3 separate regions of the Homo sapiens genome follow, and regions 2 and 3 are each linked to region 1. Evidence: chromatin loops called from intact Hi-C (ENCODE). Cell type or tissue: endothelial cell of umbilical vein. All regions are shown on one strand. Each heading gives the region's core, and the rest is flanking DNA. Links, peaks and the distances in the headings are about the cores only.

Region 1 (6,298 bases), core at 477-5,476:
TCCTGTTTGGTGTTAATATATAAGTGACTTGTGAATACTGAATTTTAAGCATTTTTTTTTCTAAATTCACCTCCAATTCAAATTCTAATAGGTTATAAATGCTTTTAAATTTTCCATGTAATAATTATATTATTTGCAAACAATGACTATTTCACTTCTTCTTTTCCAATCTTTATGCCTTTCATTTCTTTTTCTTGCCTTATTTTATGGCTAGAATCTCTAGTACAATGTTGACTAGAAGTTGTAATTGTAGGTATTCTTGTGTGATTCCCAATCTCAGGGCCAAACCTTTAAATATTTTACCACTAAATAGTCTCCTGAAGAGTGTTTCTCTATCAGTTTAGGGAAGTCATATCTACAGTTTGCTAAGTGTATTTTTAAAAATCATACATAGCTGTTGAATTTTATAAAATCTTTTTTTAAATTTGCATTTATTTATTGAGATAGCTATACTTTTCTCCTTTTAAGAAAATTAATGTGGTAAATTATGTTGACTGATTTTTCAAATGTTAAACCACTTTTGCACACACAAAAAAGTCACCCACTTGGTAGTAATATACGGTTCTTTTAATATACTGAGAGTTGCTTTTCTGTATATTGTGATGTCTTTGTCAGGTTTTGGCATCAAGGTGAGGATGAACTTTTAGAGTCTGGAAGTATTCTCTTTTTTTATTTACTGGAAGAATTTGCTTAAGATTGGGGTAATGTGTTCCTTAAATGTTTGAAAGGATTCACTGGTGAGGCTTTACATTTTCCTTGTGGAAATGTCTTAAATAACTGATTCAATTTCCACTAGTAGATGGGGACTCTCCAGATTTTTTGTCAGTTTATTTTGTCCTTAATTTTGTTCTTATTCAAATTTTCAAATTGGTGTTAAGTTGTTCATTATATCATCATATCTTTCAATGTTTGTAGAGTCTCTAGTAATATTTTTTTCATTCCTGATGTTATTTTTCCTCTTCTTTGATTGATTAGTTTTACTGGGGGTTTATCAATTTTCTTAACCTTTTCAAAGAGTCAGTCCTTAGCTTTATTATTTTTCTTTAATTTTGTTTTGTTTTACTGGTTTCCGGGTTTCACCATGTTGGCCAGGTTGGTCTCGAACTCCTGACCTCAGGTGATCCACCCACCTCGGCCTCCCAAAGAGCTGGTATTACAGGCGTGAGCCACCACGCCCAGCCTCTTCTTGCTTCTTAAGATAAAGTTTAATTGATTTTAACCTTTCAACCTTCCAAGACATGTAGTGAAGGCTAAGAATCTCTCTCCAGGCATTGCTTTAGCTGCAGCCAATTTTTGATATGGCACGTCTTCACTACTGTTCAGTTTGAAATATTTTCTAGTGTCTGTTATTTCTTCTTTGATCCACAGATCATTTAGAAGTGTGTTCTGTTTAATCTCCAGGCAGTTGAGGATTTTTCTAGTTATCTTTTGTTACTGATTTCCAGCATAATTTCCCTAAGGTCAGAGAGCATATTTTGAATAATTTCAACCCTCTGAAATGTTTTGAGGCTTTCTGTATGGCCTGCTTATTGTCAATTTTGGTAAAATTTAAATATGAGCTTAAATGAGATATGAATTTTGTCACGGTTGACAGTGTTCTCTGTATGTCAGTTAGGTTAAGTTTGTTAACTGTGGTCTTGATTTTATTTTTGTCTCTTCAGAGGTGTGTTAAAGCAACCCTTATGATTATGGACTTGTCCATTTTTCCTTTTAGCTGTCTATTTTTGCCTTATATATTTTGAAATGATCTTATTTTGAATTTTGAAATCTTCTTCGTGGATTGACTTCTTTATCATTATGGAATATCTCTCTTTATCTCCAGTAATCCTCCTTGACTTAAAATCTGTGTTATCTGACATTAGTATGGCTATACCAGTTTTTTCATTGGTTCCAAGGTGTATCCTTTTCAATCCTTGCACTTCCTGTGCACCTTTATTTAAGGCGTGTCTGTTCTAGACAGGATGTAGGTAGATTTTGTTTTTTTCCTAGTCCAACAACAGTAGGTTAGTACTCAGAATGTTTGGTCAATTTTCATTTAATGTGATTACTAATTTAAGCAGGTTTATATCTACCATCCTACTATTTACTTTCTATTTAACCCACTGTTTCATTTATCCTTTTTTCTTCAATCTTGCCTTTCTTTGAATTACCCTAGTATTCTATTTTCCCGTCTTTTAACTTCTTTTTGATGTTACAAAACACATCTTGATAAATTTAATACAAATTATTGCTTTTACCACTTTCTTGATAGTGCTAGAACTTTATAATACTTTAACTCCAGCTTTTTGCCTTTTCCATTATGGCTGTCATGCATTTTAATTCTGCATAAATTTTATACTTCTCAATATTAGTATTGTTTTGTAACAGTTGATGTTCATTATATTTACCTTTTCTAGAGGTCGTCATCCTTTTCTTTCTTTCTGTTTTTTTTTTTTTTTTTTTGAGTTTTGCTCTTGTTGCCCAGGCTGAAATGCAATGGCATGATCTTGGCTCACTGCAACCTCCACCTCCTGGGTTCAAGCGATTCTCCTGCCTCAGCCTCCCAAGTAGCTGGGATTACAGGCATGCACCATCACGCCCAGCTAATTTTGCATTCATCCTTTTCTTCATTTCTGTATTTCCATCTGGGATTACTTTCCTTCTATCTAATGACCTCCCATCAGAATTTCAATTAATGTAAGGCTGTTGGTAACTAATTCTCCTTTCTGTCTGAAAACATCTGTATTTCACCTAAATTTCTGAAGGATATTTTTACTCTAGATAGAATTCTTTTCCCCCCCAGCACTCTAGAGAGGTCTCCTAGGTAATGGGGTTTAAATGCCTCCTTGCTGACATTCATAACAGTGACATAATAAAAATACTGCAATTGCTTAATGCAGTGATTTTAGATTTTCAGCACCTAGAAACATCTCTTTCATTTTAAATTCAAAGGCATAGACTCAGGCTCAGAACTTGAAAGATTGTACAGACCATCTATCTCAATTTCCTACCTAATAATAATCCTGGTAGATGGTTACTTAGTTTTTGACTTAACGCTTCCCAGTTTTGAGGGAATTCACCAAATCAGAAGATAATGTATCTAAAAACAGTCCTAATCATAAATGGCTTCCTTCTAGAATACTAAGGTTAAACCTGCCAACCTTTACCTCCTTCTGTCCAAAGGAGCAAGGAAGCCGGGAATCCTTGTTTTCACTTACACTATTTGTCCTCAGGTTTCCATGGTAAGCATCCCTTTCTCTACGCTTCCCAACTCCACATTCACAGTGAGTCACTAATCCCTGTCAATTGCGCTTCTAAAAATAAACTGGAATTTAGGTCATCATCCCCACAGAGGGTGGCTTAATGAAGGACCTATTTCTCACGTGGATTGCTGACCCTTTTCCTGATTATGAGCAGAAGCTAAGTGATCTCCTTCAAGCTCTATTCCATATGCTTATGTCTTCAACAGCTCTCCATCACAGCACTGTTTTCTAAACTGTTCTTCTGGGACAGAGGGTGGAGGGGTGGACTTGTTAATTCTGTCATCTGCTGTGTTGTTCTCTCATTAACAAAATTTAACCTACAAAACTCACTGCAACCCAGAACTTCAGCAATTTTAGACACAAAGGTTTTAATTAAATGAATAAACTTTTATACATACACACTAAAAGTTACATTGGAGTTGGGATGTGATAACCCTTAACTTCAATTTCCTTGCAACTAGAATGAAAAAATACAGTCTGAAAGTATATGATTTATAGCAGCTCTGACCTAAAAATGAAGATGAAGGAATTTAGAAGTGATACAGAATTTATAATAAAGACACCTGAGTTGAAGTCTTACCACCCTTTCTTATTAAGTATATGACCTATAGTAAGTTATTTAACTTCTTTGAAGTCTATTTGCTTGTCTGAAAAAGGCAGTTAAGAATACCTGCTGCATTAGTCGGGGTTCTCTAGAGGGACAGAACTAATAGGATATTAGGGAGTTCATTAAGTATTAACTTACACAATCACAGGGTCCCACAATAGGATGTCTGCAAGCTGAGGAGCAAGGAGAGCCAATCTGAGTCTCAAAACTGAAGAACTTGGAGTCTGATGTTCGAGAGCAGGAAGCATCCCGCACGGGACAAAGATGTAGGCTGGGAGGCTAGGCCAATCTCTCCTTTTCACATTTTTCTGCCTGCTTTTATTTGCTGGCAGCTGATTAGATGGTGTCCACTCAGATTAAGGGTGGGTCTGCCTTTTCCAGCCCACTGACTCAAATATTAATCTCCTTTGGCAACACCCTCACAGACACAGCCAGGATCAATATTTTGTATCCTTCAATCCAATCAAGTTGACACTCAGTATTAACCATCACAAGTCTACTGCTTGTCAACTTGAACCCATACACATCTCCTGAGATCATACATAATATTCAAATAAAGACAATAACAAGGTCATAATTACAATTCACATAATACAACTATCCTTCGTACAACCGGAAATGCACCAATCCCCAACCCAAACACTATTACATAAAGTTAACACTGCTTAAATGCTGATATGAAGTCAATAAATCTTCTGTCACATGATAAAGGGAAAGGTTTTTGTTTGTTTGTTTTTGAGACGGAGTCTCGCTCTGTCGCCCAGGCTGGAGTGCAGTGGCGCGATCTCGGCTCACTGCAAGCTCCGCCTCCCGGGTTCATGCCATTCTCCTGCCTCAGAATCCTGAGTAGCTGGGACTACAGGAGCCCGCCACCATGCCTGGCTAATTTTTTTGTATTTTCAGTAGAGATGGCGTTTCGCCGTGTTAGCCAGGATGGTCTTGATCTCCTGACCTGGTGATCCGCCCGCCTCAGCCTCCCAAACTGCTGGGATTATAGGTGGGAGCCACCACACCCAGCCAAAATAAAGATATTTTCTTAGTACAAGTGCATACATTCACAAACATGTTTTTAGCAAAAGAAGGAGGAAATACTCATGACAATTACAGCCTCCCTTCTACAGCTGGTCACATGGTCATAGCTGATGACTCTTTTTCTACTACCCATTCTGTATTCTCTTTGCTTTCAGCAAGCACCTCAGCAGGTTGTGTTTTTTTCCTGGTGGAGTGACCCAAACCGTCATTCCTGAGGGGTCTGAGCCATTTGTAGTCCTGCCTGGATTGGGCTGCTGTAGTTTCCTATTGACCTTAATCACAGAGCATGGTAATACTAATGGACGCCCTAATGGATCTCCTGTGTTCCATGCATACTCTTTCTTACTTCTGTTGTGGAGTAGTAGACTGATTTCATCTTGATAGTCCAGGTCAATCACCCCAGCCAACACTGCAACTCCTTTCTTAGCCTGTTGACTTAAAGGTAGGAGGAGCCCAAAGTGTCCAGTTGGCAATCTTAACTTCCAGTTTAATGAAATTGTTGTGTCTCCTGGTGGCAGCATTCCTCCCTCTGGAACTAAGACCTCTAGGCCAGCAGAACGTAATGTCGCGGGAAGAGGAAGCAAGAATTTTGCTAGTGGGTCACTAGGGGTGATGGTGAGTGGTGCCACTTGCACTTCCACCCCTTGATTCCTGGACCCGTGAATCGTGGCTATAGGAGAAAGAGTACCATATATTGGATGCTGATTCAGAGCACACACGGCCTTCTGGAGAACTTTGCCCCAGCCCTGCAAAGTATTGTCACCTAGTTGGCATTTTAATTGTGACTTCAAAAGGCCATTCCGTCATTCTATCAATCCAGCTACTTCAGGATGATGGGGAACATGATAAGACCAGTGAATTCCAGGAGCATGAGCCCACTGCCACTCTTCTTTAGCTGTAAAGTGAGTGCCTTGGTCAGAGGCAATGCTGTGTGGAATACCATGATGGTGGGTAAGGCATTCCACGAGTTCACAGATAGTTGTCTTGGCAGAGTACTGCATGCAGGATAGGCAAACCCATATCTGGAGTAGATGTCTATTCCAGTGAGGACAAACCTCTTTCCTTTCCATGATGGAAGAGGTCCAATATAATCAACCTGCCACCAGGTAGCTTGCTGATCACCCCAAGGAATGGGGCTGATCATCGAGGGCTCAGTGTTGGTCTCTGCTGCTGGCAAATTGGGCACTCAGTAGTGGCGTAGCCAGGTCAGCCTTGGTGAGTGGAAGTCCATGTTGCTGAGCCCATGCGTAACCTCCATCCCTGCCACCATGGCCACTTTGTTCATGGGTCTGTTGGGCGATGAGAGGGGTGGCTGGGGAAAGAGACTGAGTGGTATCCACAGAATGGGTCATTCTATCCACTTGATTATTAAAATCTGCCGTTGCTGAGGTCACCCGTTGGTGAGCACTCACATGGG
Region 2 (6,298 bases), core at 613-5,612, 170 kb after region 1:
TTCATTCCCCAGCCCCAGGCACTGAGAGGAAAAGGAAGGATCCATCCTGTAAGAGCAAAATAAAACAAAATAGCAACACTGGGTTTGTGCGTTCCCTTTAACTCTTGACACCCTGGAATTAATGCAAAGTGGTCTGTATTTAATATCGAATTCCCTCCCCTCACAATGCGATAATGACAAGAGATTTTTAGAAGGCGTGGAAATTAAGAAATTTTAGAAAATTAAGATTCTCCTCTGAACCTAATGTAAAGAAAATTGATGAGTCTGTGCATTTGATGGGATTCCTAGGTCAGCACCATGTCGTGAAGACATTTTCTGAGATAGTGAGTTTGCTCAAAATGTCACTCCAACTTTTAAAGCATGGAGAAAATTGCTTGTCAGTGAATGTACCACTCAGAGCAAAATAGAATTTTTATTGCTAGATTTCCTTTCAAAGTTAAAAATAAGGATAAACAGAGCCAAACGGCTGTTTGGGGGAATGTAGTGATCTGGGGAAGAGAATGATGGCATATCGTTGGAGCTTCCAGCTTTGCTAGTGGAACTCATTGGAATGTCCATGAAAATCACCACAGAGTTCAGACATAGTTCTTAACTGGCAAAACTGTCCTAAAATGACTGGACTCTGATGCAGCTGCCTTGGGAGAAGTGGGAGAAATAACAGTCCCACTTCAGCGATCTGCAAACTAAGGTACAGTGGAAATTGAGCGGTCGGGCAAGGGTCACCAAAACTCAGTGGTGAGCGGGAGACAGGCCCAAAGAGCTGAGGAAGTGTAAACTCCAGTGATAAGGCGATAACTTGAGGAAATTAAAACCCCGTAGTGTGGGAAAGAACAATTAGCCAAGACAGAGGGGCAGGAAGGAATACAGAATGAATTACAATCAGAGGAAACTAGCCAGCAACAAAAGAGATGAACTGGCGGGGGCGGGGCGAGAGGGACGGGAGAAGTGACTTAAGAATGCTGGCTTCTCTGGGTTCCATCACCGCCTTCTTGTTAGGTCGCCGTCGCTGCGATCATGATTTAACCCCTTCATGCCTCGGAGTGTCTAGCTCCAAGGCAGCTATCTTTATCCATGAAGTTCTTTGAGATTGTGCCACGAATATGATGAATTCCAGATAAGAATGACTGCATCATTAGTTTAGAAAAAGTTACCCCCGCCCCTCCAAAAAAGACAGAAGTTTAAGCTTATATAGATTAGCAAAATATTTCCATCAGAAACATAAGAAGGAACATGTAAAACACAAGTATCAGCAAATGCAGATGTTTTCAGACCAAGAAGAAAGTGTTCATGAAAATGAAATATTTTAAAGGAAAACATGTAAAAGTGTTTCAAACTGATTTTGATGACTATCAGGATGACCTAAGGGGATGAAATGTCCTATAACTAGTAGGAAATGATAGAAAAAAAGTATGATTGTTTTATGAAAATAATAATTTGCTTATTTTAAGTCAATGAGTTTGTCACACATGATTATGGGCACGAGAGAAGATATGCTATGAGCCCAAAATTAAATTGTCTTTTACTTCAATCCTAAAAATCAGCAGGCAGAAAGCTAAGAGGAAGCTCTTCTTTAATCAACCAAGATGCTAAAATCATGGAGAGAAAGGCAAAAAAGATAGACCACAGTAGCTAAGTCATTCAAAAGAAGGGGGAGAGTTGATTATGTAGAATGAAGTGGAATGAAGATGCTAAGTAGGAGTAGAAAAACATGATACTATAACAAAGGGTTGATTGAGCAAACAAAGTGGGTAATAAGGCAAATTAAACATTCTTATAAATCCTGTGTCCAGGAAATGAATTAACTGCTCAGACTAATAAATGAAGAAGCATCACACAGAAGATAATGATTAAATGTCACCATGGGAAAACAGAAGGTTCCCGGTTTATAAAACCAGCACGCTTAAAAAGAAGAAAAGGGTGGGGGCATTTGAAACAATACTAAGAGGCTTTAAAAGTGAACTGAAAAAAAAATGTAAAGTAGACAGTGATGGAAGGACAGCCTTAGAAGACACCTCAATGATACAAGATTCTTTAAATATCTTAAAGGGATTGTGGGTAAGGAGGAGCATCCAGGAAATTGAAACATTAAACTTGGGTTTATTTTAATTTATTTTACTTTAATTTTTTGGTCTTGCCTTCATGAGGCCAATAAATGTACCAGAAATGGAAACAGTATCAGAGAGTGATAAATTAAGAACAATGAGGAATTCGCTTCCAATAAATTAAGTAACTCAAGAAAAGACAACTCCTGAGTGGGAAGAAAAAGCTGCAGAGATTAATACTGCCTTCATGCAGCATTTGGATGGCTCCTAGGAATCATAAAGATACCTGGGGAAATCAGAGCCAAGTAAATCTAGTACCTTTCAAAAAAAAATGGACTACGGAGGAAGCAGAAAAATGCTAGCCTTGCAACTCGGGAGCAATTGAAATATTTAAAGTATAGATAAAGCAACCAAGGTGGAATTACCAAATACCTAGAAATATATGAGTTCAGCAGACAAAACAATCAAATTTTAGGGAAAGTGACCTCCGGAATAAAATCCTTATAGAAGTTTTCAGGCTTTTGAATTTTGGCCACTATACTACAGTTTATAGAGAAGATGAATAAATGGACATCTATTAGCAACATCATGATATTCTGCAAATGGCATTTGTTAACTAACATCATAGAATACAGATTGATAAGGAGGAATTGGAAGAGATTAAACAGTCCTCTCCCCCTGGAGGTGCTGACATCAGCATAGATACAAAAGTATCCATAAGCGTAGGCATCCAATGACCGGAAAGCTAGTGGCATCTGTCACACATGCATTGTACAATTGCAATGCATTGTATGCGTGAGCAAGAGCATCTCAATCTCAGATTCATTTAAACAAATAAGTCATCACAGAAATAGTACCTATGAAGAAATCCTTGAAGAGGTTTTGGAATGAATGGTTTGCTGGGCAGGCAGGATATTTCTGATACAAGAAGAGCCTCTGAGAAGGCCCACAGCCAGGAGTGGGAAATAGGGCTGAGGAATCATGAACAGGGCTGACAGAGCATAATATTCGTAAGAAGTGATGGGAAAGATTAGGTAGCCTATAGTAGGAGACAGATTTGAGCATGGGCTTTGGAGTGAGACAACCTGGTTTGAAGCCTAGCTCCATAGTGGTATAATCTCTCCCCCACCCCCACCCCCACCCTGACCTCTGTGTGCTTTGGTCTCTTCATCTCAAAATTGGAATTTTAATATACTTACCTTAAGGATTGTGCTAAGAGTTAAGTGAGATGTTCTGTGTTCAAGCACCTAGAAAAAATAAGAACTCCAATATTAGCTATTGCTGTGAGTGAATTGTAGTCAGTCCACAGATGATAACACTCGCCTTCCTCATTTCCTTGGGGTCATCTCTTTTGACTTTCTGCTGCCTTTTCAAAACTTTTACACTGTCTAAGGACAACAGCCCTACCTGGCTCTCTCACTCTAAGAGATGGTGGGAAGGACAGTTTCACTCTCGATTTCCCTGTTCTCCCCTCAAAACACACTCTTTCTTCTTAGCCCCCTCTGCTGTTTCTGAGAACACAGTGCCCCATTTCTTTCCAAAGCTAAAACCTCTCTGGCAACAGAGAACCCGACTGTTATGGATTCAGCAGTTGACGGTTGACCTCCAGCAGGTTGGTGCTCCATCAGTAAGCCCATTCCTCTCTCCCAGCTGCAGTAACTCCTTCCTGTCAGCCTCCAGCCCTGCTCAAGTCTTCTCTGGCTCTGTGCATTTCTTCCTCCAATGTGCAGAGCCAACACCACCCACTTCTTTCCTTCCCTGCATAAATGAAACTCCCCTCTCTCTGATTTTTACTCCCCCTTCCTCTGCTGAAGCAGCTGGTTTGATGGCCACCAAAGGAGAAAGTTTTTCTCCATCTTATTCTATTCTAGTTTTTTGTGATTCTGTGTTACCTCTATTGACAGATTGTTTTCTCTTTTCTGATGGTTTCTTTATAGTCTTCTTTTGCTTTGCTCAGGTTGTTCCTGTAAGTATCTCCAGGGATTCTAGACTTGGCTTGTTCAGTTTCTCACACTGTACTGAACAACCTCATGTAAACCTTCAAGCCCATGATTTATCATTTCGTTGTTATTGTTGTTGTTTTTGAGACAGAGTCTCACCCTGTTGCCCAGGCTAGAGTGCAGTGGCCCGATGAAGGTTCACTACAGCCTCGACCTCCTGGGTTCAAATGATTCTCTACCCTCAGCATCCCAAGTAGCTGGAACTACAAACACACGCCACCATGACTGGCTAGTTTATTTATTTTTCTGTGGAGACAGGCTCTCACTATGTTGCCCAGGCTGGTCCTGAACTCCTGGCCTCAACTGACCCTCCTGCCTTTGCCTTCCAAAGTGTTAGAATTACAGGCAAAAGCCAGTGCACATGGCCATTATTTATCATCTCTCTGCAGGTCATTCCTTGACTATCCTTCTGAGGCTGGAATTTCCAATTGCTTTTTGAAATTCTCACACCATTGCCTTTTCATTCATTTATTCATCCACTCAAAAATATTTATTGAGTGCTACCGAAACATGTTTAAAACTATCTACTTAAATAAAATAAAAAATAAAAAAATAAAAAAAAAAACTATCTAATTATCTCTCTCCATCCCCACTCTCATCTGCATTTTGTCCTGCCTTTTCTCTGGGTAAATGATATCCTTTTCTTAGGAGCAGAAGCTAATTTTATTTCTTTGTAATCTCCCAAAGTGACCTAGTATAGTTTCTAGAACTAAATGGGACTCTATAAATACTGTTGAATTATATTGAGCTGAAATCATACATGAAGTGATAGACAGTTATGAGAAGGACCTTAGAGGACACACATCTATTCATTCTTTGGCAAAAACACAAATAGACTCAGTTATCAATTAATACCTCTCTTGCACTAATTTTACTTTTAGCATTAAGATTCTAAAATTCTATACAAGTAGTGCAGAAAATTTATGTAATAGGCCTAAAAACATTAATTTTAAAGACGGAAATAGAATTGTTCATAGAGAGGACTATCCTTTGTCTAGCAAAAGACCTTGGATATGAAAGATGAAATCTCCAAAGCTAACTTAATTTGTATAAGAAATGTATCAAGAATTGAAAGCTATTACATGCCTGTAATCCCAGCACTTTGGGAGGCCAGGTCGGGCAGATCACTTGAGACCAGGAGGAATTTGAGACCAGCTGGCCAACATGGTGAAACCCCATTTCCACTAAAAATACAAAAGTTAGCCATATATGTTGGCGCATGCCTATAATCCCAGTTACTCTGGAGTCTGAGGCATGAGAATCGCTTGAACCCAGGAGGAAGAGGTTGCAGTGAGCAAAGATCATGCTACTGTACTCTAGCCTGGGTGACAGAGGGAGACCTTGTCTCTAAAAATAAAAAAAGAAAAAAGAATTGAAGTCTGAATAAAAAAGAATGAGATTATGTCCTCTGCAGAAACATGGAGCTGGAAACCATCATCCTCAGCAAACTAATGCAGGAACAGAAAACCAATCCTACATGTTGTCACTTATAAGTAGGAGCTAAATGATGAGAACTCGGACACAAAGAAGGGAACAGCAGACACTGGGCCTGCCTGAGGGTGGATGGTGGGAGGAGGGAGAAGATAAAAAAAATTATTAAGGCCGGCTGCAGTGGCTAACGCCTGTAATCTCAGCACTTTGGGAGGCCGAGGCGGGCAGATCACAAGGTCAAGAGATTGAGACCATCCTGGCCAACATGGTGAAACCCTGTCTTTACTAAAAATACAAAAATTAGCTGGGCGTGGTGGTGCATGCCTGTAGTCCCAGCTACTCAGGAGGCTGAGGCAGGAGAATCGCTTAAACCTGGGAGGCAGAAGTTGCAGTGAGCCAAGATCATGTCACTGCACTTCAGCCTGGCGACAGAGGGAGACTCCGTCTCAAAAAAAAAAAAAAAATTATTATTGGGTACTAGGCTTAGTACCTGGGTGACAAAATAATCTGTACAACAAACCCCCATGTCATAAGTTTCCCTATATAACAAACCTGCACTTGTACCCCTTAACCTAAAATAAAAGTAAAAAAAAAAAAAAAAAGAATTGAAGGCTGAAAGCCAGAAGGGAAGTGAGAAAGAGGAGCTCAGGGCAGTGAAATGAAGTGGAAATGTTGTCAGGGAACTCTACATATAAGGGGTTAAGAGTGACCAGGTGAGTTTTAAACACAGGGATGTCCCATATTTGGTTTTAAGTTATTGGCTGTGCAGTGTTGTAATTGGATGTAACTCCCATCCTATATCAAATTATGTTTACATAATTAAGA
Region 3 (6,298 bases), core at 552-5,551, 120 kb before region 1:
GCGCGACAGAGCGAGATTCTGTCTCAAAAAAAAAAAAAAAAAAAAAAGAAAAGAAAGAAAGAAAATAGCAATGAGGATTTCAGGATGACAAACCCTCAGAGAAAGGCACGGGGCAACGCTGTGTGAGTAGAGCAAGGGGGAAAGCTCTGGCTTGACCACGGGGTTGAACCGTGCTGTTACCTCTATGGGCACTCAGCTCTGCTTGCTGTCTCTTCTGATCTGAGCCCCTTGTCTGAGAGGTGCCATGACAGAGGAGCCACTTCCATCTGTGGCCACCCTCTGGAGCACTGAATGCCCAGCAGGTCACCCTCACACTGGTCCTGAGTGGTCATCTGACAGCTATGGAGCTTCTAGGTATGTTTGCAGGTGACCTGGGTCCCCATGGTCAGAGAAGACATTCACCTAGAGTAGCATCCATTATTCCAGACAGAAGGGCTGCAGGTCAAGAGAATTTTCTAAAATATTTTGGGAAGTAGGTTGCATCATCAGTGATTCTCTGTTTATATTTGTAAAAACCTCAGGAGGCTTTAGCTGGAACTTAGATTCACCAAGTCACTGATAAACCCCCTTCTGAGTGTAGTCATTGTGGTTCCTGTACTCAGCTACAAAATGGCAGGTGAGAGAGTGGGGACCACAGCTAGGGCTGCAGTGAGAGCCCAGCCCAGGAGACTGAGCAGCAGCTGTTACCTGAGCGATACTTCAGGAGCAGATCCCAGATTGAGCGTCTCGAGTAAGGGTCCACCCCAGAGGTGGGTTCGTCCAGAATCACCACCTTGGCATCTCCCACAAAGGCAATGGCAACCGACAGCTTTCTCTGCATGCCACCTGGAGGCACAAGAAGGACGGGAGAGTTAAGGGGCTGTGGAGGGTGAGGAAGAGAAAGGCCCAGGGCAAGTGGCATTGTGGGGGTACCTTAACCCAGCAGTGGTTTGGTGCTGCCTCTTAGATGTTTATAGCGTTCAAAGCCCTAATACTGTTCAGGCTTTGTAAATGCAGAAAGGGCAACCCTCACCTCCTCGGATCAGACCCTTTGAAGACTGTTCAAGCACATCAATCTCAGGACAAATAAAACCCAGGCTGCTGTGAGACAGTGCTCTGCAGGGAAAATGATCTGGGGGCTGCTCTTAGATTTTTGGTGTAACTTCACAGAGGTGTTCCCACCCTTAGAAGCTCTCCTGCTCCAAGCCTCCCCTGCCTCCTGGGTGCACTGGGGAGCCATGGATTTGCCATCTGTGGCCCTGTCTCCATCCAGCTCTGAGCACCTGATAGGTCCTGAGCCTCTTCATTCCGCTTGTGGTGGAGGCCTGTGTCCTCCAACATGGCTTCCATCTCCAGCTGGGCCTCCTCCTGGGACTTTCCTTTCAGCTGGGCATAGAACAGCATGTGCTCAGCCACCGTGAGGCTAGGAGGATGGGACAACGAGAAAAGCAGTGGCTTAGCACTTCCACTTCCAGCAGCTGATCTTACAGAAATAATTGAGGACAAGTATTCTTGATTTGGCAATCAAGATGCTCACTGTGGTGGTGTTTATGATACAATACAAAAATAGCAGACCCTGCTTAAATATCTAATAAGAGGATGGCTTACATAGTTCATGCATACAATGGAATAATCTGTAAACATTAAATATTATTTTATAGAAGAATATGTAATGACATGAAAGATGTTCCTGATATCTTATGTTTAAAAAAGCAATCCTTTTTTTTGAAAAAAAAGTCAGGTTATAAAATTGTATGCATAGTTTTACTATTCTTTATCATTTTGAAGTATATGTGTTTATCTATCTATACATGTATAGGAGAAAGTTCTAAAAAATTATATACCAATGTTATAACTCAGCGGTTATCTCTGAGTAGTGAAATTACAGGTGACTTTTATTTTCAATTTTTTGTTTACCTATATTTACTTCCTCCCTCCTTCCCTTTCCTTCCTCCTTCCCCTTCCCTTTTCCTCCCTCCTGTTCCCTTCCTTCTCCCCTCCCTCCCTCCCTCGCTTCCTTCTCCCCTCCCTCCCTCCCTTCTTTCCTTCCTTCCTTCCTTCCTTCCTTCCTCCCTTCCTTCCTCCCTTCCTTTTTTTTCTTTCACAATGACTATGCGTAGCTTCTTAGATAAGAAATAAAAGATATCTTATTGGGGAAAAAAAGTAACTGAAAAGCCCCCTGAAAAGTTTGCCTTTCAGGCCGTGGCTTCAACAGGAAAAAGGAACAATGGTTCTCCTGTCTTTGGTCCCAGAGAGGAAGTACTTCAGGGCTGCACAAGGGGCTCGGGGATCGATCAGCTGCTCTGTCAGAGCGAAGGCAGCCTCACCCTTCTGAGGGAGGAGCCCTCAGCTCTGAGCAGCAGAGGCAGAGTCCCATATTCTCAGGGACAATTCTCACTGCAAGTAGGACAAAGGACTTTAAACATAGGGGAAACCAAATAAGAGTCTGTATCTCTGCCTGTGCCCAGGCCTGGCACCCCTGAGCTGGGCTCTAGAGAAGTGTGCTGGGGGCAGAGGTGAGGAGAGGGGATGGGGCGGTCTCAGTTCCTGTGTCGCTTACTGGTGGAACAGGATGTTGTGCTGTGGACACATGCCAAGGCTCTGCCGGACTGCATCCAGGCTGGTTTCAATGTCCCTTCCCCCAACGAGCACAGTCCCAGAGGTTGGTGGCAACAGACCCGTCAGGATGGACCTGCAGAACACAGGCGTCAGTGGCAGAAGAGATGGCCTTTAGCAACATGCCTTAGGAGGGCCACCCCCACACCAGGTTCAGTGAGAACTCTCACAGATTCCTGCCTGGGGCTGTCAGTCAAACTCAAACCCCTATTAGCTGTGGGGCCCCCTTAGCACCAGTGTATACATCCAGGCCCTAATGCAGAGGGCCACCTCTGCCATCCTTCTCTGCTTCTACTTGTTTCATGGTGCTCCCAGGCCAACGCCGAGGGCCTTTGGGATTCCCAGCCTCAAAATGTTCACGTGCAGTCACAGGTGTCCCCAGCTCAGCCATCACGGAGCCTGGTGTTGGAGAGGATCAATAAAAGGTGTTCGGTGCATGACTCGAGGCGTTGCCTCCTGGGTGAGCAGTCATGGCTATTGAAAAGCCAGGTGTCATCATCATAAAGCCCGGGTAAGGTCTTGATGAAGGCCAGAACCCTAAGCAGTCCTAGGCATTTGCTGATTAATTGATCGAAGCCAGGCATGGGAATTACCACCACCAATATTAGCTTTGGATCCAAAACATAAAAAGCCTCAGAGCAATGGTGGGCTTTTTTTTTTTTTTTTTTTAAATGGGAACTATGACTCCCATGTCCTTAGGTTGTTGTAAGGCTTAAATGAGTTAATACACTTACAACATTAGAACAGCGCCAGCATAAAGTAAAACTCAAAAATATTATTACTGTTAGTATTAAACATTGTTTTAACCCCTGGGGGAAGTTGCATGTCAGCAGCCGATGAAGTAATGTGTTTGCCTTTGCGGAGCCCTGGGGTCCTGGAATTTGCTTCCAGCTCTCTGACCATATCAGTTAGCATGGAGAGAAAGCAGATGGATGCAGGGCCGCCACACCCAGCTCTGTCCCTGAGTTCTGATACCATCTCAGGCTATCTGAACTTGTCCTGATGGAGAAGCCGAAATCTCCGCGATCAACCACTAGAGGGAAACAGAACCAATTAGAATGGCACCGGCCCCACATTCCATTCACACTGAACCGCCCTAGAGAACATTCCATCACAGGGTGTACACGCTGTTGTTCCTTCCTGGGGCTCTCCAAAGGACTTGAAGACTGTGTCACGTGGGTTCGCTGCCCCCTGCGAGGTCCGTGTCTGCTGCTCCTTGGGAAACCATGGCGGGCCGTGTTCTCCTCTCAGCAGATGGCGCTCGGGTCCCTTGGAGGAGAGTGGGGCGCCTGCGGAGCTGAGAGATCCGCGCAGAGCCCCTTTGCCTTCCCTGCCCTGACCTTCTGTTACCAGGCGGTTACTCCACAAGCCCCTCTAGAGACTGATTCTTTTTTCACTTTCTCCAGAACGACCACTAACCCTCATCAGCTGATGTTGAAGCCTGCCTAATGATTGGTAGGAAAAGGAATGTTCCTTGAAAATAGCAGGACTCGGCCTGGTGCGGTCGCTCACGCCTGTAATCCCAGCACTTTGGGAAGCTGAGGCGGGCAGATCACCTGAGGTCAGGAGTTCGAGACCAGCCTGGCCAACATGGTGAAACCCTGTCTGTACTAAAAAAAAAAAAAAAAAAAAAAAATACAAAAATTAGCTGGGCATGGTGGTATGCACCTGTAGTCCCACCTACTTGGGAGGCTGAGGTGGGAGAATCGCTTGATCCTGGGAGGCGGAGGTTGCAGTGAGCCAAGATCGCACCACTGCCCTCCAGCATGGGTAATGGTTACTATCTCAAAAAAAAAAAAAAAAAAAAAGAAAAGAAAAGAGAAAGGAAATAGGAGGACTCTATAGCTTCCATGCACATGATGACAGTGGCCATGACTTGATCACCACCATGGACTGTTGAGATGGGGGGAAAGACTCAAGGTGTGAGAAACAAGAGGCAACTGTGGTGCCTGGCTTTTGCCCCCGCTGAGCCATGACAACTTGGTGGCTTCAGGAAAGTCACTTCAACTCTCTGAATGAATGTCCACTTCCCCGGCACACAAAAGGGGCAATAAACGTATTCTACCTCCCCATCAAGAGAATACATATTAGTGATCTTTGAATACTGCAGAAAGCTTTTACACATTTTTGGGGCCGCAAATATTTGTCACTAAAATTTGTGGGAAAGAGTAGACAGCCGCTGATAGGGAAAGACTAAGCCAGGAAATGACAGGCTAGCATGGCAGCCAGCTTCTCTGCTGGAAGACTCACAAGGTGGTGGTTTTCCCAGCTCCATTGTGGCCCAGGAATGCGGTGATCTGGTTCTCGTAGAAGGTGATGTTCAGACGGTCCACAGCTGGCCGGCCACAGGGCTCAAAAATCTTTACCAGATTCTTCACGCATACCCCAGGAACCCACCCTGGATGCTCACGTTCAAAGAAGGAGTCTTGGAGGAAAAAAAATGAACATGATGTAAACATAATGCCTAATTACATGGCCCCAGGGCTCTGTCTCCAGGCCCTTGTATTCTGCCTATAACGTCACCTGCCCCTGTGGCTTCGGCTATCACCGTTGCAAGGAAGACTCCAGAATAATAATAGTAATACTAGCATCAAACGTTTATACAGCACCTCCTATATGCCAGGCACTGCTTCGACTGCTTTACACAAATTACCTCAATGTACTCTTACAATGGTCCTAAGGGGTAGACATTTATTAGGCTCATTTCCATAGTCCAGGAAACCTTAGACACAGAGACATCAAGCGTCCTATTAAGGACACATAGGCATGAGTGGCAGAGTTGGGATTTGAACCCAGAGCCCATGCTTGTCAGAATGCACTCACTGTCTATAGGGAGAGTTGGCCCCAAGCTCAACCTTGGTCCTAGGCCCTCATTGCCAACAGTCCACGGGGCATTTCCTCATGAATTTCTGGAAGCGGCTTAGGTTCTTCATCTTCCCAAAACAACATCTGCCTTCAGATTCTCCCATGACCTTTTCTGGACCGCCATTCTCTTAGTCACCTTGGCTTGAATCTTTGAGTTGACTTTGACTAAGGCTTCTTGCTCCTCAGAACTCCCAGGTTTTCCAATAGGTGGGTAGGGCAGTCCACGCTTCCTCATCACCATCCCTCAAACCCCACTCCCCTCCTTCTTCCTCCCATGCCCCCTCCAGTGCAGACCCTCACCGAGTGCTCTCACTTCTCCCTGACCTCCCATCTATCCCTGCTTCATTTCACCCTATATGGCACAGCTTAATTTGTCATCTTAATACTGTAGCTCTAAGCATTTCTTTCCCTAGGGGGAAAAAGTCCACTGTTTCTTCTATCCGTGCCTCCTGGCCTTGCCTGCAACTGAGGTGGAACCAGTCCCCAGCCTCCTGATTTGGCTTAGACTTTCCACTGTGGGAGGAGGATCTTGCCAGAGGCATGGTGTACTGCAGTCTAACTCTGGGAGGGGCTGCAGGTCTCTGGCTTTAGTTTTATGAAATGGCCCCTGGGGTGGGCTGGAGGGATAAAGGCCAGACCCTCTCCTGCCCTGTCAGGCAGAGCCCAGGGGCTGTGCTGCCTGTCTAAACCCAGAGCATTTTGGCCACAGAGAAATGCGTATGCTTAGGGAATGAAAAGCCTTGGGAGAAATACAGAACTAGTTTAAGAGAGAAGATGAGGGCAGCAAAAGCCAGGAAAACAAAACTTGTAAATCTGGGTCGTCAGTTTAGGGATTATT

The links. A loop is a pair of places that touch in the nucleus more often than their neighbours do. Peaks named below come from ENCODE experiments on the same cell type or tissue, not always from the same donor. Only the 100,000 strongest peaks of a DNase experiment are listed, where the experiment ranks them.
Region 2: it touches region 1 in a loop (3-fold over the local background); 4 of 110 quality-filtered maps call a loop at or near these places.
Region 3: it touches region 1 in a loop (4-fold over the local background); 4 of 110 quality-filtered maps call a loop at or near these places.

What each region holds. Positions count from the first base shown.
Region 1 is chr1:94,157,711-94,164,008 of GRCh38, forward strand. LOC105378858 (a long non-coding RNA gene) reads right to left here and starts at 4,018. Exons shown (of 4, transcript XR_947605.4): 1 at 3,988-4,018. In endothelial cell of umbilical vein, for the core only: no CTCF peak of the experiment used is centred there; a DNase peak (open chromatin) is centred at 3,291; H3K27ac peaks cover 236 bases.
Region 2 is chr1:94,326,597-94,332,894 of GRCh38, forward strand. The region is part of intron 2 of ARHGAP29-AS1 (ARHGAP29 antisense RNA 1); the gene reads left to right. Among named protein-coding and RNA genes, the nearest start is that of ARHGAP29-AS1, 82 kb to the left of the region's middle. RefSeq lists an enhancer at 723-1,234. In endothelial cell of umbilical vein, for the core only: CTCF peaks have their summits at 3,544 and 3,752; DNase peaks (open chromatin) are centred at 835 and 3,515; H3K27ac peaks cover 1,686 bases.
Region 3 is chr1:94,042,074-94,048,371 of GRCh38, forward strand. It overlaps ABCA4 (ATP binding cassette subfamily A member 4), which reads right to left. Exons shown (of 50, transcript NM_000350.3): 19 at 4,846-5,020; 20 at 2,540-2,671; 21 at 1,263-1,402; 22 at 688-825. Among named protein-coding and RNA genes, the nearest start is that of ABCA4, 76 kb to the right of the region's middle. RefSeq lists an enhancer at 2,285-2,785. In endothelial cell of umbilical vein, for the core only: CTCF peaks have their summits at 3,657 (motif pointing right) and 3,858 (motif pointing right); DNase peaks (open chromatin) are centred at 2,468 and 3,708; H3K27ac peaks cover 3,393 bases.